2 separate regions of the Homo sapiens genome follow, and region 2 is linked to region 1. The links are chromatin loops, found by intact Hi-C in ENCODE. Cell type or tissue: PC-3. All regions are shown on one strand. Links, peaks and the distances in the headings refer to the core of each region. The heading gives the core; the rest is flanking DNA. Region 1 has its middle 250 kb from the start of CBLB. Region 2 has its middle 38 kb from the start of CBLB.

The links. Hi-C counts contacts between places; a loop is a spot of excess contacts. Peaks named below come from ENCODE experiments on the same cell type or tissue, not always from the same donor. Only the 100,000 strongest peaks of a DNase experiment are listed, where the experiment ranks them.
Region 2: a loop joins it to region 1, with 5 times the contacts of the local background. A loop is called at or near these places in 2 of 110 quality-filtered maps.

The regions. Positions count from the first base shown.
Region 1 is chr3:106,108,621-106,119,652 of GRCh38, forward strand. No RefSeq gene overlaps it. Among named protein-coding and RNA genes, the nearest start is that of CBLB, 250 kb to the left of the region's middle. In PC-3, for the core only: no CTCF peak of the experiment used is centred there; DNase peaks (open chromatin) are centred at 5,741, 6,401 and 9,051; H3K27ac peaks cover 4,802 bases.
Region 2 is chr3:105,901,849-105,912,880 of GRCh38, forward strand. No RefSeq gene overlaps it. Among named protein-coding and RNA genes, the nearest start is that of CBLB, 38 kb to the left of the region's middle. In PC-3, for the core only: no CTCF peak of the experiment used is centred there; a DNase peak (open chromatin) is centred at 5,143; H3K27ac peaks cover 3,123 bases.

The sequences.
Region 1 (11,032 bases), core at 1,950-9,949:
CTTCCAGTTTCCAGCACAGCCATACAGCAAATATAAGATATTTCTATTACAAATTACAGTAGCATTTCTTTCTGAACTATTTTCAATAAGATTTTCATGGTAAATTTGAGATCCAGTTTATTCAAGTTTTATGGTTTCAGTATTATGACAATGATGTTTATCAAAACATTTTGTTCATCTGTTAAAGTTTTCATTGGATTCAAACAAATCATCTACTATTATTTTATTTCTTTCACCTTACTCAAAACCCTAATTATATTTGACTACTCCCTCTCCCTGCATCTCTCCCCCAACCCCCAAAGACAATTAATTTCTTAATTTTGTCAGTTTTCCTTTTCTTCAAGTCCTAAATGTCTTCTTTTCTGTCCCCACTCACAGCCCAGTTCAGGACCTCATCCATGGCTATATTTTGTGAAATAAACATTTTATATACTCGATTTCTGTTCTGTCAATCACCTGTCACTATAATCCTCTGAAGTGGGAAAATGATAAAAGGAGGGACTCATTAGGAAAACTGCCATGTACTCTTTTTCCTTACAAGGACAGGCATAAGGTATTTGTCAAAATTACAGGACAACTATCTTGGAAATAAATACAAAAAAATTGTTTTCAATGTCATAGGTTATGACAGAAAACAAATTACATGTCTAGGTTGTATTTAACCCCGACCACTTATTCACAGAATTTGCAAATAAGAAATTGAAAGGAGAAAGATCAAGATATCAGGCTTCAGGGATCAGCAAGAATTCTTTGATGGTTATCTCTTCCTGTTTTTAGACTTAACTGCATGAATTTCTCTATGTAAAAATCTTCTGATTGGATTATGAATATTTGACATTGATATTCAAGCACCAGGATTGCCAAGGACTGAATGTTTCTGTCCTCCCTCCCCCCTCACCCCAAATTCATATGTTGGAAACCCTAATCCCTAATGTGATGGGATTTGGAGATAGCTTTTGGGAGGCACTTAGGCCACGATGGTGCAGCCCTCACAGTGGGATTAGTGCCCATATCAGAAGAGATAGGAGATCTCTTTCTCCCTTCCTCCCTTCCTTCCTCTTTTTCTTTCTCTCTCTTTCTTTTTCTCTTTCTTTCTTTCTTTCTTTCTTTCTTTCTTTCTTTCTTTCTTTCTTTCTTTCTTTTTCTTTCTTTCTTCTTTCTTTCTTTCTCTCTCTCTTTCTCTTTCTTTCTTTCTTTCTTTCCCACCTCTCTCTCTCTCTTTCTCTCTGTCTCTCTACCCCTCTATCTCTTTCTGTTTGTCTCTCTCTCCCCACCCACCCATGTGAGAAAACCAGGAAAAGTGATCTCAGGAGATGCCAGATCTGGGAAACTTGATCTTGACTTCATAGCTTCTGGAAAAAAAATAAATGTTGCTGAGCTACTCACAGTATTTTGTTTTTTTTTTGTTTTTTTTTTTTTTTTGATTGTAAAGATATTTTATTTCTTAGAGACTTTCTAAGAAGGTAAAGGCATATAAGTAAATCTTATTAGACCTTCACTGTAAAGGACATATCATATTTATTCATACACATGCTGGAATTATTGGTGCAGACATTTAAATACATTTTCTTTGAGAAAGTCCTTTTTTTTTTTTTTTTTTTTGATGGAGTTTCCCTCTTGTTGCCCAGGCTGGAGTGCAATGGTGCAATCTCAGCTCACAACAACCTCTGCCTCCTGGGTTCAAGCAATTCTCCTGTCTCAGCCTCCCAAGTAGCTGGGATTACAGGCATGCACCACCACGCCCAGCTAATTTTTTTTATTTTTAGTAGAGACGGGGTTTCTCCGTGTTGGTCAGGCTGGTCTTGAACTCCTGATCTCAGGTGATCTGCCCGCCTTGGCCTGCCACAGTGCTGGGATTACAGTCGTGAGCCACCACAGCTGGCCTGGGAAAGTCCATTCTTTTTTTTTTTTTTTTTTTAATTTATTTTTTTATTGATAATTCTTGGGTGTTTCTCACAGAGGGGGATTTGGCAGGGTCATGGGACAATAGTGGAGGGAAGGTCAGCAGATAAACAAGTGAACAAAGGTCTCTGGTTTTCCTAGGCAGAGGACCCTGCGGCCTTCCGCAGTGTTTGTGTCCCTGATTACTTGAGATTAGGGATTGGTGATGACTCTTAACGAGCATGCTGCCTTCAAGCATCTGTTTAACAAAGCACATCTTGCACCGCCCTTAATCCATTTAACCCTGAGTGGACACAGCACATGTTTCAGAGAGCACAGGGTTGGGGGTAAGGTCACAGATCAACAGGATCCCAAGGCAGAGGAATTTTTCTTAGTGCAGAACAAAATGAAAAGTCTCCCATGTCTACTTCTTTCTACACAGACACGGCAACCATCCGATTTCTCAATCTTTTCCCCACCTTTCCCGCCTTTCTATTCCACAAAACCGCCATTGTCATCCTGGCCCGTTCTCAATGAGCTGTTGGGCACACCTCCCAGACGGGGTGGTGGCCGGGCAGAGGGGCTCCTCACTTCCCAGTAGGGGCGGCCGGGCAGAGGCGCCCCTCACCTCCCGGACGGGCGGCTGGCGGGCAGGGGGGCTGACCCCCCCACCTCCCTCCCGGACGGGGCGGCTGGCCGGGCAGGGGGGCTGACCCCCCCACCTCCCTCCCGGACGGGCGGCTGGCCGGGCGGGGGGCCGACCCCCCCACCTCCCTCCCGGACGGGCGGCTGGCCGGGCAGAGGGGCTCCTCACTTCCCAGTAGGGGCGGCCGGGCAGAGGCGCCCTCACCTCCCGGACAGGCGGCTGGCTGGGTGGGGGGGCTGACCCCCCCCCACCTCCCTCCCGGATGGGGCGGCTGGCGGGCGGGGGGCGACCCCCCCACCTCCCTCCCGGACGGGGCGGCTGGCGGGCAGAGGGGCTCCTCACTTCCCAGTAGGGGCGGCCGGGCAGAGGCGCCCCTCACCTCACAGACGGGGCGGCTGGCCGGGCGGAGGGCTGATCCCCCCACCTCCTCCCGGACAGGGCGGCTGGCCGGGCGGGGCTGACCCCCCCACCTCCCTCCCGGACGGGGCGGCTGGCCGGGCAGAGGGGCTCCTCACTTCCCAGTAGGGGCGGCTGGGCAGAGGCGCCCCTCACCTCCCAGACGGGGCGGCTGGCGGGCGGAGGGCTGCCCCCCCACCTCCTCCGGACGGGGCGGCTGGCCAGGCGGGGGCTGCCCCCCTACCTCCTACGGACGGGCGGCTGGCCGGGTGGGGATGCCCCCCCATCTCCTCCGACGGGGTGCTGGCGGGCTGAGGGCTCCTCACTTCCAGTAGGGCGGCCGGGAGAGGGCCCCTCACCTCCGGACGGGGCGGCTGGCCGGGCGGGGCTGCCCCCCCACCTCCTCCCGGATGGCACGGCTGGCCAGGCGGGGGCTGACCCCCCCACCTCCTCCCGGATGGCACGGCTGGCCGGGCGGGGGGCTGACCCCCCACCTCCCTCCCGGATGGGGCGGCTGGCCGGACGGGGGCTGCCCCCCCCACCTCCCTCCCGGACGGGGTGGCTGCCGGGCGGAGACGCTCCTCACTTCCCAGATGGGGTGGCTGCCGGGCGGAGAGGCTCCTCACTTCTCAGACGGGGCAGCTGCCGGGCGGAGGGGCTCCTCACTTCTCAGACGGGGTGGTTGCCAGGCAGAGGGTCTCCTCACTTCTCAGACGGGGCAGCCGGCAGAAACGCTCCTCACCTCCCAGACGGGGTCTCGGCCGGGCAGAGGCGCTCCTCACATCCCAGATGGGGCGGCGGGGCAGAGGCGCTCCCCACATCTCAGACGATGGGCGGCCGGGCAGAGACGCTCCTCACTTCCTAGATGTGATGGCGGCTGGGAAGAGGCGCTCCTCGCTTCCTAGATGGGATGGCGGCCGGGCGGAGACGCTCCTCACTTTCCAGACTGGGCAGCCAGGCAGAGGGGCTCCTCACATCCCAGACGATGGGCGGCCAGGCAGAGACACTCCTCACTTCCCAGACGGGGTGGCAGCCGGGCAGAGGCTGCAATCTCGGCACTTTGGGAGGCCAAGGCAGGCGGCTGCTCCTTGCCCTCGGGCCCCGCGGGGCCCGTCCGCTCCTCCAGCCGCTGCCTCCCCGGCGGCGCTCGCCGGCGCGGCGGCAAAGACTGAGACAGCTCCGCTGCCCGCTGAACTCCATCCTCCCGGCGGTCGGGCGGCGGCGGCTGCCAGTATTTTGTTATAGCAGCTAAAATTAAAACAATGGTATTACTTTTGAGTTTCTTCTACTGAAATTTATTGAACTTTATCAAAGTTAGAAAGTATTGTTAGATGTGAATTAATGGGCAGCTTGCAATGTCTTTCATGTCCCATTCAAGAACTCTACACTATGCTTTAAAATTTTATATTTGCAAATATAAATGTAAATATCCTTATGAAACACCTATTAGCTCTAAGGAGGAGGATACACAGGAGGCTGTCAGATGGCTCTGACACAATGAACCCTTAGAACAGGACAGAAAACCTTTGTGCCCCAGACATCCTCCCTGGCTAAGAGCAAGTTAAATACTCAAAGCAATTGACCACATTTTGAGTTTTCCCTGCCCCTAAACAACAGTTGGCTTGGTCTTGCCTTTATATGAATCGAACTCAGGTGTTCTCTACTGCCAACTTTGATTCTCATTTTTGGACCTTCTAGGATTTGTATTCATAGGTGGTCCTTTCTATTTGCAGACCTTGGGTTTATAGAATTGATTGTTGTTTGACTTTTTTACCTTACCTCTGGAAAAAAAATTTTGCCATCCCAATAACTCAATCTTCTCCACTTTTCTTTGCCACTTTGTGCCCAGTCCTATAATTCTTAATCACTCTCAAAAACCCTAAGGAAAGAGACACCCCATTATGGAAGAGAAGTTTATGTGAATGATGATTTTAATTACTGTACATTTGTTTGAAAATTGCCAACTGAGAAGAAGCTAGAGAAAAAGCCAGAAACCTGCTTGACACTATTAATTATTTTGAGTGTCTGAATAAAGTCTTAGAAAGCATATTGATCAGATTCCCAGATGGTTCAGTTCTAGGTGGTCTGACTGACAAGAAAGGTGATAAAATAAATATTCATCCTTGAGTAATGATAGACAGGCTATTTTATTTTCTTGCCTGGATTTTCAACATATCTGCTTACATTAGTTTTTAACAGGAGAATTCATTTTAAAAAATGCAAATTTTTATCAGTATAGGTTGAAATACTGGACTGAATACAAAAAGATTCTATCCAGAAGAATGACACAAAAATACACATTTGTGTTTTGTTTTTTAAAATTTGCTAAAAATACAAAATGGTGAGGACATGGCTTGTCAGCTAGAAGGGACTGAGCTTAACAGCTGTCAGTATGTCGAAAAAATCTGGATTCTGTAGACATGAGCTGACTTAAAAACAACAGAACATTAATAATCATAGACTGAATTAATAGAATTGTGGTATCCAGATAAAAGAAGTTAAAAGACTGTTAATCAAAGAAGACTCTCAAATATTTCTCTGCCAAGGCATACTTAAATATGAACATGAATATAGTCTGAATTTCACTCAATATAAGATAAATTAAAATTAGGGTTATATTAAAATATATTCTCTTTTGAAATGACCAAGATTAAAGAGTCTGATGTCATAATGTATCAGTGAGGAAATGGGTGAAATATATATTTTTGATAGTTGTTTACATTTCTAACAGTTTGGAGGATAACAATTTGGCATCTATCAAGTTTGTAAATATGCCTACTCATTGTGGTCAACTGTGCTGGGAAATATTTTAAATATTTGCTTCCATCCCTATGGGGAGATAAGGATATATCCATACCCAATTGATTTGAGCCTTGACCACATGCCTTTCTTTGTGAATAGAAGCAACATGTATTATTATTTCCAAGGAGAAACTTTAAGTACCCTCACACAGTTAGTCACGTTCTCTTTTCCTTCTACCAAAAACCTAGCATGTCCTAGAGGATTACTCCTTTAATCCAAGCCAAAGTAGCCTGCAATAGACATGTAACATGAGTGAGAGAGCAATCTTTAATGTTATAAGCTACCAAGAGTTTGACATCATTTGTTATTATGGAATAGTTTAGTGTAATCTGGTTGATGTAAGCTATAGCATTTAACTCAGTGGTTCTACTTGTTTAAATTTATCCTGTAGCTATACTCAGGACTATATAAAATGGTATACATACATGGATATCTGTTACTATATTATATGTAATAATAAACTATTACAACCACCCTAAATGCTCATCAGTATGGAAGTGGCCAAATAAAATATAATGCAGTCATATAAAAATATTCTGAAGTTGCAAAAATATTATGCAGTTTCTTTCTATTCACAAAGAAAGTCATGTGGTTAAGGCTGACATCAATGGGGTGTGGATATATAATTATCTCCCCATAGGGATGGAAGCAAATATTTAAAATATTTCTCAGCACAGTTGACCACAATGAGTAGGCATATTTATGAATTTGATAGAGGCCAAATTGTCCTCCCCAAAACTGTTAGAAATGTAAACAACTATCAATTTTATGTATTAATATGGGTTGATCTCAAACATGTATTTACAGTTATGTAAATAAGAAGGCAAATATAAAATATTTATGTGTTTATACATAGACTTTCTCTGAAATGAGATAGGAACTTGACTCTGTGTAAGAGAAATGGATGACCAATAAGTAAGTTTGAAAGGGTGTTTTTTTAATTGTGTACCCTTTTGTACCTTTGGAATTTTGAATGTATATGAATTTACGTTACATATTTAAAAGAAAAACAAAATGTTAATTACCAAAAGAAGATATAACATTTGATTAGACCATATATGAATTTTGGAGTTCTTCACTCTCTAATAATTTTAGATTGATTTTATAATCAATCCTGCCTCTATCACTTTGCTGAATATATCACTTGTCCATTCTACCTACTAAATAACTCTAACCATTTCTTATGTTCAATCTCACTATATAGCTTTTTTTCCCAGTGTAGCCCACTTGGATTTTTATGCCTTCTCTGAATTACAGTAAACACAGTTGGTGCCCTGCCTAGAACTACTTACTGAGTTGGTGTGCCCATATTGCAGCTACTGTAAGTGTTGCAATGATTAACATCTGAATTCTTCTCTGGAGAATTGTCCTTGGCCAATGGGAAATCTTTTACCCTGAAATGTCTGGGAAGTTATGGAACTGCCCGGAGGACGCTTATAGCTAGAGCTAACTGAATCAAGGGTAAACAATCTTGTGCATCAAGATGGAACAACTTTGTGGTGCCATTTGCACTCCAGAGCTCCCAATGAGATCATGACTGAAAATCAAATATTTGTTCAGTTTATTCTTCCCCATGATCCTGATTTCTTTATTTCCTCACAGATTTCCCCAATTGTGTTCATCTTGTCAGCCCACGGGACACTGTATTTACCAACTTAGTACACTGCGTGTGTGTGTGTGTGTGTGTGTGTGTGTGTGTGTGCGTGTCTATGTCTGTGTGTGTAGTGGGCCAACATTATTGTCAGTTGTGGTCAGTAGTGGCTCTCCTTTGTAAGTTGGGCTTTTTATCACAGATCTAAGATTCTTAGCAATGAGAATGATGGAATCCTAGACTAGCAGAGGCCAAGTAACAGTACTTAACTTTGAAAAGTCATATTGTATTTACTCATATTTTTGTTTACCATGCACTTTCTTTCTTCTTCATGCTCCAAATTTCTTTCCTTTATTGTTTCTATTCTGTTTAGGAAATTTCCTTCAGCCATTCTTTTAGTGCAGGTCTGCTGGCCACAAGTTCCTCAGTTTTCCTTCATCCTAGAGGTTTCCTCTTTATTCCTAAAGGATATTTTCACGGGATAAAGAATTCTGGGATGACTTTTTTTTTCTTTCAACACTTGAAAAATATTGTGACACTTCCCTCTGACCTCCAAGGTTTCTGATGAGAAACCTGATATTCAAATTAGTTTTCCCTTTCCCTTTTAGATATGGTGATGGTTTTTCTGTACGCTTTTACAGATTTTTTGTTCGTTTGTTTGTTTCTTTGTTTTTGAGACAGAGTCTCGCCCTATCGTCCAGGCTGGAGTGCAGTGGCACGATCTCTTCTCACTGCAACCTCCACCTCCCAGCTTCAAGTGATTCTCCTGCTTCAGCCTCACAAGTAGCTGGGATTACAGGCATGCACCACCAGACCCAGTTAATTTGTGTATTTTTAGTAGAGATGGGGTTTCACCATGTTAGCCAGTCTGGTATCAAGCTCCTGACCTCAAGTGATCAGCCCGTGTTGGCTTTCCAAAGTGCTGGTGAAATGGGAAAATTTCCCTTATTCCCCTCACAGGGCATGCAATGGGAGTGTGGCTCACTTCTTTGGTGCCCCACTGCTCAAACACCTAGGGGGAACATGCAGATGGGCAGGTTTGTGTGGCTCCAACCCCACACCAGCATCTATTGTTGAGTGTTTACAGTTCCTGAAGCCCTAGTGTGTGTGTGTTACAGTGTGCTCTTTTAGCTTAGCCATCTGCAGGTGGCTTGTGTTAATCAGCTCAATGAGACCCTCTGCCTTGTCACAAGGACAGAGGGCTTTCTGTATCCTGGGTTCCTGCCTTGGTGTACTAGAAAAATCAGATTACACATGGGCTTGGAGAATGAGTGTAAGGTTTTATTGAGTGGAGGTAGCTGTCAGCAGATGGATGGGGAGCCAGAAGGGGAGGCAGTGGGAAAGTGGTCTTCCCCTGGAGTCTGGCTGCCCCTAACCGGCTTCCTCGTTGTCCCACGGTAGATGGCCTGCTGGCATCTGTTGGTGTCTGACTGTATGCTCTACCACTCCTCTACTCCTCTCAACGTTCACCGCCTATGTGCTCTTTTGCTGGTGTGTTCCTCTTGATGTCCAGACAATTGTGTGCATGCCCGCTAGGGTCTCAGGATTTTTATAGGCACAGAATGGGAGGCGTGGCAGGCCAGAGTGGTCTTGGAAAATGCAATTTTGGGTGTGGAAACAGGAGTGCCTATCCTCACCTAGATTCTTGGGTATAGGCTGGAGGGTGGAGCCCTCACCAGGGACCACACCCTTTTCTACTCAGCACTTCCCTGCCCCCATCCTGTATGACTGGGATTACAGGCATGAGCCCAGTCCTGTTTTTCGTGTTTTATTTTAGTTTTCAGAAGCTTGGTAATGATGTGTCTTGGCATAGATATCTGTGGGGTTATCATAGTTGGTGTTTGCTTAACGTCTTGAATCTATAGGTGTATGTCTCATCAAATTTGGGAAGTTTTCAATATTTATTATTTTGTTTGTTTTATTTTGATTTTTTGAGGTAGGGTCTACTCCGTATCCCAGACTGTAGTGCAGTGGCATAATCACAGCTCACTGCAACCTCAAACTCCTGAGCTCAAGCAATCCTCTGACCTCAGCCTCTTGAGTAGCTGGGACTACAGATGCATGCCACCATATCCAACTAATTTTTTGTTTCTGTTTTTGTAGAGATGGGGTCTCACTATATTTCTCAGGTTTGTCTCAAACTCCTGGGCTCAAGCAACCTTCTCGCCTTGGCCTCTGGTATTACAGGCATGAGCCACCATGCCAGGTCCATTATTTCTTTAAATATTTTTTCAGCCCCACATTTTCTCCCCTCTCTTTTCAATTTTTCAGATGACACAAATGTTAATTCATGTATTATAATCCTATATGTCATTGAGGCATTTTTTGTTTGGTTGGTTGGTTTGGCTTGTTTTCTTTCGGTCTATTTTCTCGCTATTCTTCTATATTCCAGTTCACTGACTGTTTTTTTCTGCCCCTCTATCCTGCTACTGAGCCTATCCACCAAGTATTTTATTTTTTGTGTTGTATTTTTCAGTTCTAAAATTTCCATTTTGTTCTTCTTTATTTTTTCTTTGTCTTTGTTGAGGCTTTCAATTTCTTTGCTGATAATTTCTAGTTTTCAGTTTATTTCAAACATGTTCATCATTGCTTTTAAAACAAACATGTTGTGACTGCTTCAAAATCTTTGTCAAATAATTCTAACATCTCTGTTATCTTGATGCTAGCATGTTCATTCTGGCTTTTAATATGAGTTATTTTTTATCAAAATGTGCACTTTTAAAATGTTAAGACACAGAATCTCATTTTAACCTTCTGCTGTCACTGGATTTCTCCAATAGCACTCCAGAGTCTGTCTCTTTACTACCGAGTGGAAGTAAAAGTCCAGGTTCCCTACTCAAGTCTCCACTGCCACCTGAGATGGGGAAACCCTCTTTACTACTAGGTGGATATGGGAGTTTCAGCCCCCCGCTTGTATATTTTCCAGTGACACCATGCATCATGTACAGGTGTCCTTGTTACTAACAGGTGATGTTGAAAGTCCTGACTGTCCCCTGGACCTCCTCTACTAATACCCAAGGGAGGAATGGGAGAAGCACCTCATTGCTGCTGCACTGGGGTGGAAGCCCAGGCTTACCATGTGTTCTCCATTGACACTGGGATGGGAGCTGGGCTCACTAATACTGACGGGGGTCATGAAGGTCTCATCTCTCTACTTGGTCTTCTCTGATACCACTCTGTTGGGGCTGTGGGCACACCTTTTTATAGGCAGGAGAGAATGGAGTCAGAATTACCCATTTAGACTTTGCTGACATGGAGGATAGGACCAGTTTTTTTTTCTGTGTTATTTGACTAGGATAGAGCAGTTATTGTCTGAGAAATTGTCCATATTTCTTGTGTGCCCCAAGGTTTTTAGTACTCTTAGTGGGAGGAATAGGGAAATGTTCATCTATTTCCTCTTCCTGGAAGCAGTCTCAAGACTTGAAAGACAAAAACAAAAACAAACAAACAAAAAAATGGAAACAATTCTTCACTGATTTAGGACTCATGCTCCCCCATTCAGTCAAATCCAAATTCTATATTGTATTTCATTCTAGAAACAGAAATCTCCCCACTCCTTTTCATTCCTAAAGGTTTAAAAATAAATCCTCTAGGCTTTTTCCATCCCTCAAGCTGATTTTTCTTACTCTGACATTAATAAATGCTTTCATCAAATGGCACTTGATCAGATGGTTTGTGTGACCTGATAGGGTGACACAGAACCTCTTTTCAAACTG
Region 2 (11,032 bases), core at 1,971-9,970, 210 kb before region 1:
GAAAAATACAGCATTTTAAGACTTTATCTTCAGTCATGTAGATAATTGCAATTTAATTTTGAGTAATTCTTAGATAATTCTTGATAATAGTCCATGAAAGTAGACTATTCATAAAATCTTAAGAGATTGGCCATTTTCTGGATTTATATATTTAAGAATACATTTCTCTTCTATTATTTCAATTCTTCTTATTTTAGAATCTGCAAAAAAGAGATCTTAACTATGAAAATTTTATCTTATTGTAGAATATATGTTGAAGTGTCAGAACCCAATGTTTCATTTGAAATATTACATGAGATTTGACAGAATAAAAATATGTCCTGGCACTGAGTAAGCAAATGAGAGGGAAGTGAAGGAGATTTGACTGAAATAGTCTATCTTTTTGCTAAGAATTTTTTGTTTTATATTCCACCTCTAGCCTTTTAAAATCCTAGTTTTGATTGCAGAAGCATTTCTCTCTTTTTTTTTTTTTTTTTTTTTTGAGACGGAGTCTTGCTCTGTCGCCCAGGCTGGAGTGCAGTGGCGGGATCTCGGCTCACTGCAAGCTCCGCCTCCCGGGTTCACGCCATTCTCCTGCCTCAGCCTCCCAAGTAGCTGGGACTACAGGCGCCCGCCACTACGCCAGGCTAATTTTTGTATTTTTAGTAGGGGTTTCACATTGTTGGCTAGGTTGATCTCCAACTCCTGACCTCAGGTGATCTGCCCACCTTGGCCTCCTAAAGTGCTGGAATTACAGGGGTGAGCCACTGTGCCCGGCCTCAAGTTTCTTTTTAAGTATCACCACCTCTGGAGACTTCTCATCCTTCTCCTCTGCTGCAGCATTGTCCACAGTATATTGAAGCTCTTTGCTCACTTGTTTCTTTCCTGAAATATCTTGCTTTCTTCAAAGATACCACTGTATCCCTAGTATCTGTTAATAAATAAAGGAATGAATCTACCACAAAGTCTGAGGAAAGAAACAAAGAACAGTGCTATTAAAATTATTAAGTAGGATGCAGATTTTATAATCGTTAATTAAAAAATAACATTCAGTTCATGGTATAAATTCGGGTAATCTGCTGAAAGTTACTGACCTTCTTACGATTATAAGGGAAACCCTCCTTTCCCCCTTTCCATCTTCTGTTTAGTTCATAAAACAAGAACTTAGACTCAAACGATGATTTTGCAAAGAAACCATTAACCTTTTTCTTGCTTCTCACTTGATGTTTTCTTTAGTAGAAAGAGTGATTTATATGACTGGTCTGATAGTGGGAGACTGACTTACATTGATTTACACTTTTTTTTTTCTAATGGCCACCATCAATATGCTCATGCTTATTGACCATAAGTGGCCTTTCCTCTTGAGCTCTGTGTGTAGTTGGAGGTGGGGCAACTAATGAAGAATGTGCCTGCTTTGCAAACCCAACTATCTACATATGTAAGTTCCAGTGCCTGCATATGTGAAGAAACCCATTGTGGTCTCAAGTACAAGAGTGATTTTCTAATCTAGCTGTATCAGATACAAATCAATACTACTATTTTATCTATAGTTAGCCCTTCTATTTCTTTCTTTTTTTGTTTTTTCTTTCTTTTTTTTTTTTTTTTTTTTGAGACAGGGTCTCACTCTGTCGCCCAGGCTGGAATGCAGTGGCAGTGGCGCAATCTCAGCTCACTGTAACCTCCACCTCCTGAGTTCAAGCGATTCTCCCACCTCAACCTCCCGAATAGCTGCGAGTACAGGTGCACCACCATGCCTGGCTAATTTTTTTTATTTTTAGTAGAGACAGGGTTTCACCATATTGGTCAGTCCAGTCTTGAACTCCTGGCCCCGAGTGATCCACCTGCCTCAGCCTCCCAAGTGCTAGGATTACAGGCATCAGCCACCGTGCCCCGCCCCTTCTATTTATTTCTAAACTGGTACAGAATTTGTTGATGTTTGGAGAGACTAGTACTCTCAAACCCAAACAACACTTAATAAACCTCATAAATAAACATATTTATATACGGTGATATGGTTAGGCTTTGTGTCCCCATCCAAATCTCATTTTGAATTGTAATCTCCATAATCCCCATGCATCAAGGGAGAGACCAGGTGGAGGTAATTGAATCATGGGGACAGTTTCCCCCATGCTGTTCTCATGATAGTGAGTGAGTTCTCACGAGATCTGATGGCATTATAAGGGGCTCTTTTCCCCTTTCCTTGGCACATCTCCTTCCTGCCACCTTGTGAAGAAGTGTCTTGCTTCCCCTTCACCTTCTGCCATGATTATAAGTTTCTTGAGGCCTCTGAGGCCATGCTGAACTATAAGTCAGTTAAACCTCTTTCCTTTATAAATTACCGAGTCTCAGGCAGTTCTTTATAGCAGTGTGAAAATTGACTAATACATACGGTAAAACAATCTTTTGGCTACCTAGATGCCAGCTATATTAAATGTTAGAACCGAAATGTAACTAGAGGTTACTTCAGTGATTTGATAGAAGATAGTCCATGGAAATAAGATAATTAGATTCTACTTCTAAGAAATGCATTCAAAACACAGAAATCAGAGCTGGCAAAATTTAGGCCTAACTTGGCTCTCTCACCACCAGACCACTGGAAACCCTTAGACATTCCAGCAAAGTTACTCTCTCTGGTTGACATTGCAGTCAAAACTTGGCTCTGCTTATGTGATGGTTTAGTTGGCTCCTGCATTTTATTGCTAAAGCTGGATTTTACTGAGTTCTTCTTTCTTTGACCTACATGAAAATGTAGCATCCCCTCCTTCTTCCACATAGGACAGAAACCTCCAAATGACCAGGATAGTGGGAAAAGACAGGATAGTATCTCTTCATTTGAATGTTACAGTAGGTAGTCAGACATGAGCAGGGCAGGAGAGCCACCCCCTCCAATACCAACCAAGAATGTCAGGCAACCATCAGGTGATGGTCTGGTGGTTGTTAAGTGTGTTTCTAAAATAGTAATTGGTCACAGCCAGTGCCAGGCAAAGATAGTCTCCCAGTAGATAGAAATCCGATACTGGTGATCAGCAGCTTCTTGATAAGATCTCAAGAGTTGGGCAAGTGAGCTCAAGCATGTGCACTAAGAGGCAAAATCATGGAGTTTAACTGCTATATGACCTTATAGGAACATTTGACTGGTAAGGGAAGAACGCCTCAAGTGAGCATGCGTACAACTCCAGTAAACACAATGCACATGCAGCCCCTCCCAAGTGCTGGCAGGCCACTGTGCATGTAAAATGCCAACGTATAAGACCCCAAGTCAAGGTCAAACCGGACACTTGATCTCTCAAGTGACTCACTTGGCTCTCTTCCAAGTGTACTTTATTTCCTTTCATTCCTATTCAAAAGCCTTTAAATAAACTTTAACAACTGCTGTAAAACTTGCCTCAGTCTCTCTTTGTCTTATGCCCCTTGATTGAATTCTTCCTCCTGAGGAGGCAAGAACTGAGGTTGCTGCAGACGCGTACTAATTCACTGCTGCTAACATACTTTGGTGCTGCATGAATTGGATATGTTCCCTAATGGTAAGAGAACATGATCTTCACTTTTCTGATTTAGAATAAAGATAAAGACATTAACTTTGAGATGATGTATTTACTTTTCCTCTCCATCCTAAGAAAGGGTCATTCCAGAAGTTCGTTCATATTTATTCATTATATGAATAAAATTTTTCCTCTTCAAGAATCCAGAACTTATGACTCATATTTGGGAAAATGCACTGTGGAAGGAGAATATAATCAAGAAATAGGTAAGGCTAAAGTTTCCTGAAAAAAAAAATTGATGAAGATTAGCCAAGAAAAGCTTTAGAACAGGAAGCACTTAGAAGAGACTACCATTGATTTCATTATGGGGAGTGGGGAGAAAGATATGGTTAGAAAGTATGTGGGGAGATGCCCAGGATTGGACTCCTTGTAAGTAACTCAATTCTTATTGTGATTTCCTTTTGGAAACTGTAAATATACTATTTAACATAAAGCCTTAATTTCGCTCCTTTTTTGTTTGGTTATCATCTTAAATTACACCAATGCTTCAAAAAAGAAAAGCACCTATATATACCTGCATATATAGAGAGATGGTCTTGCGGAGGCTAAAGAAATGAGGTGGTAAAGAGTTGGGATGACCTGACTCCACCCCCAGGAAAAAAAACAGCCTCCCATGCAGACAGTGACCATCATCTCAGAAAGAGTGCAACCTCAGCCCTCTCCATTTTGACCCTTAAGCTAGGTGTTGCTTCTCTCTAAAGGATGGGGCATGACACATCCCATGTCTCCCTTATAAAAATATATGCGAGCAAGAAAGCCTAGTGATCACTTTTGAAAAATAAAACTGTAGTAATTTTCTGTTGAAATATTGATTTGAATGAACATGAAAATCTTCTTTTATCTAGAACACAAGCAAAATGCAGTCTTCTTTCACAACTGAGGGAGAGCCAAAGATAATAAAACATGAAATTAGAATCTAGAGCCAAAAAAAAAAAAAACTGATGAATTATTCAGTTCTCACTCCTGCTTTGGAAACTGAGGTTTAAAGAGGTTAAAATCAAGGTCACCCAGTGGATGTGTGACAAGGAGTAGGGATGTGGAAACCAAGGCTTTTGTGTACAATCTGTGTTTCTTACACTCCAACCTGTGCCCATTCTGAGACAGTTTCAGACGGTGATGAAAAAAACCTCTCCATGCCCCAAATCAGCAATCAGAGTCCAAGAATGATCAGTTTTCTAGTCAGCTGTGCTGAATGAGCTCTATGACCTGGATTTCTCCTGCAATATCTTAGTTTTCCCTTGCCCAGTTACTTTTATGACCTATTTAATAAGTCATAAAATTATGTACTAAATTTAAAAAACTATAACTTGTAATACTATATTATAAGGATAATGTCATTGGTAAGGAATCCTAAGTAGACTATTACTTTTTTAATTTCTCAGATATCCATAAGTTCTGCTTGGGGGAACTGGTTTGAACTAGATACAAAGAAATTAGCCATATAACAGTTTATCTCTTTGGCAACCCCATTTTCCTAGTACTTCAAAATGACTCCTGCTTCAGAAATGAACACATATTCAAAGCCAGTGTACAAACTTAATGGTCATCCGGTAATATTGCAAAATATCATCTGACCTGCCCAAATACATATTTTTAGACAGTTCTATAAATGGCTCCTTCCCACGGGATACATATTTCTGTTCCATTTTTTGTGAATGAATATTCCCTGCTCCCACACCCTTCTTTACAGGAAGAGGAAGAAACACTGGAATTACTAAATGGAGCATGACTCTTTTTCCAGACAACAGGCCCAACCATGAGAATTAGAACGTCACTTGGCAGCTGGATCCCTTTTCTGTCCTCAGAGACGATGACACCTCAGGAAAGTGCTTACCTCCACATACTTCCTGAAGCCTTAAAAGGTCAAGAGTACTTATTGAGACACATTTTATTTTCCGCTGTCCAATCTAAAGGCATCACAATGTTTTTCAGAGAGATTTTAATTCTACAAAATGATTCAGTAAAAGACTGGATCTAAAATTTGTCATGTTAAAAACTACTAAAATCAGGTCATGGTACAATAATTTCCTACAGCTTATAATAATTATCATGAAAGTATAAGTCCTGCATTTCTGTTTCTTAAACTATAACGTTTTAAAAATTATTTAATATTGTTTTATCCTAATCATATTCAGATCAAACAAAGGTATAGTTGTTTTTTAACTGGCAAAAATGCAGGAAAAATGTGTAAACTTTTAAACAACCAATATTCAGAGTGAACTTTTAGAAAATGTTAAATTTATCCCTCAAGTAAACTGTTTGTTATTTGCTTATATTCCTTTAGAAATCCACCAGGAAACTCTGTCCATTACTCTGACATGATTGTACCATTAGGACCTCTCCTGGTAATTCTGTTTACCTCGTTTTTCATACTAAAAGCCAAATACTCATTAATAACTCTTCATCAAAGAAGACAGTCATTGTGGAGCACAGAAATTAAATAGGCATCCTAAAGATATTGGGATTCACTTGGAAGGAAAAATATAGAAAGCAAATTCGTGGTTGGTAAATATTGAGAGGCTTTTAACGACTAAGGTCTCATGTACTTCAATGCTAAAAAGCAGAAGCAAGCTGCTGGAAAGCTGGCTGCTGCAAAAATTTTTGAGCTCTTATCACATGACATTCTGAAAGCCTTTGGAAACATTAAAACATAAAAGTCACCACACTACTTCCTTCTGAGAGTTTCTAAATGCCACTGAGAGTTTCTAAAATGCCCTGATACCCTACAGCTCTTCACTCTTGGAATAAAGGATCCAGGATGTTTTAAACGTTACCTGGTTACATTGGCAACAATTATCCTGAGTCTTAAAATACTCCTTACATCAAAACTCACTTCTTAGATTCTATCATGTTCAAAACAAAATATTATAAAATGCATAGAAACTGATTGGATCCTGACAAATAATTATAGTTGGGTGTTTTTTTAATTAAAACTCTGATAATATTTAATTCATTCTTCTTATTTTTATAACTTTTGACATGTATGGATTAATTTTCAGATGTTTTTCCATTTTAAAGCAATAAATAAAATATAATCTAAGAGCTCATTTTTGGAGATATGTGTTATACAAAAGGTAATTTCTATTTTTTATGCAACACAGCATTTTAATTATTTAAAATATTGTAAGTCTGTTGGTAATGAATGGTGCTGTTGTCATTGATACTAGAGACAGTCTTGGAATGTGTGAAACTGGAATTGAAAGTTTAGATAGACTCACATCAGCTACTAAATTTAAGTAATAGATTTTTGTTTTTTTTTGTTTTTTTTTTTTTCTTTTTTTTGAGAAGGAGTCTAGTTCTGTTGCCCAGGCTGGAGTGCAGTGGCACGATCTCGGCTCACTATAACTTCAGCCTCCCAGATTCAAGCTATGCTCCTGCCTTAGCCTCCTGAGTAGCTGGGATTACAGGTACCCGCCACCATGCCCAGCTAATTTTTGTATTTTTCATAGAGATGGGGTTTCTCTGTGTTGGCCAGGCTGGTCTCGAACTCCTGACCTCTTGATCCGCCCTCCTTGGCCTCCCAAAGTGCTGGGATTACAGGCATGAGCCACCGCGCCGGGACTTCGTTGATTTTTTTGTCTGTTAACAACATCACTCAAACAAAGTACATAATTTGTCTTTTTTTCTTATGTAATATTCTATCTTTATTTTTCTTTTTAATTTTTGTGGGTACATAGTAAGGTGTATATATTTATGGGGTACATGGGATGTTTTGATACAGGCATGCAATGTGAAGCACTTCATAGAAAATGGGATATCTATCCCCTCAAGCATTTATCCTTTCAGTTACGAACAATCCAATTATACTCTTTAAGTCATTTTTAAATGTACAGTTAAGTTATTATTCACTGTAGTAACCCTATTATGCTATCAAATTGTACGGCTTACTCATTCTTTCTAACTATGTTTTTGTACCCGTTAACCATCCCCACCTCCCTCCCCAAACCCTGCCCACTACACTTTCCAGCTTCCGGTAAACATTCTTCTATTCTCTATGTACATGAGTTCAATACATAGACAGATTTGTATATTTGGAGCCTGGAAGTTGACATGGATCATATCTGAAGGCTCCAATAGTATCAATGCAGTTGGAATCAAGGTTTTGATTTTTAACTCCCAAAAATAAGTGAGAACATGTCATCTCTCTTTCTGTGCCTGACTTATTTCACATAACATAATGATCTCCAGTTCCGTCCATGTTGTTGCAAATGACTAGATCTCATTCTTTTTTATGACTGAATAGTACTTCATTGTGTATATGTACCACATTTTCTTTATCCATTCATCTGTTTATGGACTCTTAGGCTGCTTCCAAACATAATTTGTCTTTAAAGTCTGATTCTGTTCCTATCAGCCACTATTTGCTTCATAAAGAAATTTTCTTGCTGATAGACCTTTGTTTTACAGAATGAGAAATATCAAAGGTTTTGTCACTGAAATGAATGGTTCAGTTTTTACTTTACCCATATTAGCTCTTGTATCAGTGCATCCCTCTACTTTGCATCTCATGTATAAACTCCTCAAAGAGATTACTTACAACTTGTTTTCAATGTTTCTGACTTTTTCCTCCCTTTATTCTCTATAAAATCATCCATATGTCATCAAAGCACTAGGTAGAGCAAATTTTAAATGAAAAATAAGAATTAGAAGTTCCATCTTGGGTAAGAAGTTGCATAGATAAAGAAGCTAAAGTGGTCTAATAATAAATATTTAGATTACTTGTGTATCCTTGTTATACATTATTTCACTTAAAAGAGAATTTGATGATTGATGATTGATTTTATATTGCCAGATGTTATGACAAGGAGCTTTCCTAGAAGAACTCATAAAAGATCACGTTAATTTATTAAAATTAACTTTAATGATCATTAGAGAAAGTCAAGTAAAGATATCTGTCTCAAAAATGCATAGTGGTAGCTGGGTTTAGAGAAAGATATTCTTAAAGAAGTTTTTAGGTTAATTTTGGTACATCAAAATTGTTCATGGCAGAATTAGTTTACTCATTCATTTTTTAAAAATATATATTTATTGAGAGTCTATTATGCATCTTGCTAAGTGATGGAAAGCTATGGTCCTTGCTCTCAAAAAAGGCATGGTCCAGTGAGAAGATAGGCACAGCAAATGAAGTACAGTGAGTGGTTATGAAAGGGCTTTAAGCTAGATTCAGGATGATGGGAAATTGAAGAGGGCAATCCTTCTGTGGGAAATTTCTTAAATAATGAGCAGAAATTGGTCAGATACAGGTAGGTAGGCATTTGAGATCAGGAATAAAGGCTGAGGGACTTAAAGATAGAGGGGCTTGAAAGAGATGGTATGTAGGGCATTTCACTAATATTGCTAAAGCATAAAGTAGAAGATCAAAAATGGCAGTGAGTTACTAGATTGATGGGGAAAAGCCAGATTCCAGAGGGCTTGGGATGTCATGTTTGGGATGTTGGTCTTTTACTTATGAACAAAGAGGAGACATAGAAGTGTTATAAGCAGTTATAGACATGTGGAGAATGAATTTGAGGGGGTTAGCTTGAAACTAATTAGGATCCTGTTGTAATAATCCATTTTAAAGATACTGTCTATCCAGAATTTGGAAACTTCTAGTAAGAAAGAATAAGACTAGACAGATCTGATAAATGTGTTTTGGTGGTCAAGTCAGCAGGATATTTATTGAATTGGAAAACTTAAAATTCAGGTAGTAAGTAAACATAAATATAGTGTAGGTAACAAAGTAGATGGGAGAGCCCTAACTTGTATAAAAGACTCCAGAAAAGTAGGTTTAGAGAGGAAGAGGATAGGCTGAAGTTGCGACATTTTAATTTTAAAGAAGGTTTTATTTAGGTCATCCAAATGGAGTTATCTGGCAGGCACTGGTATATACAAGGCCAAAACTCAAAGGAGATTTCTAATCAGAAATATAAATATCAGTATTTAAAATAATGAGTGAGCTGAGATCTCCCAGTAAAAGTGTATGGAATGAGATCAGTAGCCCAAGAATATGGTCTTTGAAAGTAGTTTTAGGTGGTCAGAGGAGGAAAGCCCAATAAGAAGACAGAATGGGATTGGCTAGACGTTATAAGAAAATTTAAGCTGGAAAATGAAGTGTCAAAGAAGCCTACTAAGCATTAAAGTTTTATGTGTTTTTGTTTCTAGAAAGCTGGACAGAACAATTATCAATCTTAATTGAAACAGAAAAGTCCAGAAGGAGAAAGAATAGTATCTGCCTATTCATTGGTGATAAGGAAGTCACTAGTATCTTAGTAAGTGATTTTTCCAGAGTTGTAATGGGGAAGAATCCTTATGCCTATGTGTGAGGAATGATTACACAGATGAAAAAATAGAAATAGAAACTAATCTTTTGAGAAGTTTGATGAGAAAGGAAGGAGAAAGATGAGATGGTTCTTAGAAGGAGATATTGCATTAAAGGGAAGTTTGTTTGTTTATAATGGGGAAGAGTTGAGCATATTTGTGGGCTCAGAGGTTACAGCAAATTAAGAGAGAGAGAGAGAAGTTGGAAATACAGAGGTAAGAGGTAAGGTAAGGTAAGACAACTAAGAGCAAGGAATCTTGGAATCAGGAGAGCAAAGATTTGGGGATTGTTTAAAACATGAGGGATTGAGTTCTTAGCTAGGAGAGAAGGAAAAAATCTTGGGTTTATACATAGACAGATTTGTATATTTGGAGCCTGGAAGTTGACATGGATCATATCTGAAGGCTCCAATAGTATCAATGCAGTTGGAATCAAGGTTTTCTGCTGAGAAAGAAGATTGTGGGAATTGATCGGAGAACTTAAGAAGATTGATTGGGATCTGGAATAATCACTGACAGGAATGGAAGAGGTAATTGACCAAGGACAAATAAAAACATTAACTACTGGTACAGAGGAGCCATCTGAGATTTGAAATTGTGTACTAAAGATGACCACAGTTTGATTTGTTTGGTGATTTTCTGCACTTGTGCTCAGAGTCCAGGGTATATGAGCACAGAAGGCATATTTTAGCATTAATGCAGAGGGCAGAAGAGGAAGATGAACGCAAGGAAATTGAGGGTAATCTGAAAGTCATTTAGATAATGAGATATAGATTTGCGGATACAAAAGATAGCAGAGATTGTAGGAGAGGCTTGATAGTCTGAAAGAACATGGAGGGGGAAAAGAAAACTGGAGAATCAAAGTTGTCAAGGACAGATGAAAATAAATATGCAAGGGGCTTTAAAGGAATGTCTTGGCCAGGGATTAAAACTAAAGAAAAATCATTGAACACAACATGGCTATCTAAGGAGTAATTTGAACAAAAGTATAATATTATCTAGCATTTATAGTAATCTTTCTCTCTCTGGGGTGATCTTCTCTCATTAGTCATTTTTCACTTAATTTCTGTTCTAGTGAAAACAAAAAAGTTATTACTTTTAGACAGGTACTGTGTGCTCTTAAGAGTGTTACCAAAGATTATAGAAAGTTTGTGAAGAAAAAATATAAGTTACAGTGCTTGTTGGGAAATTAGATTGAAGGGGCCACTCAA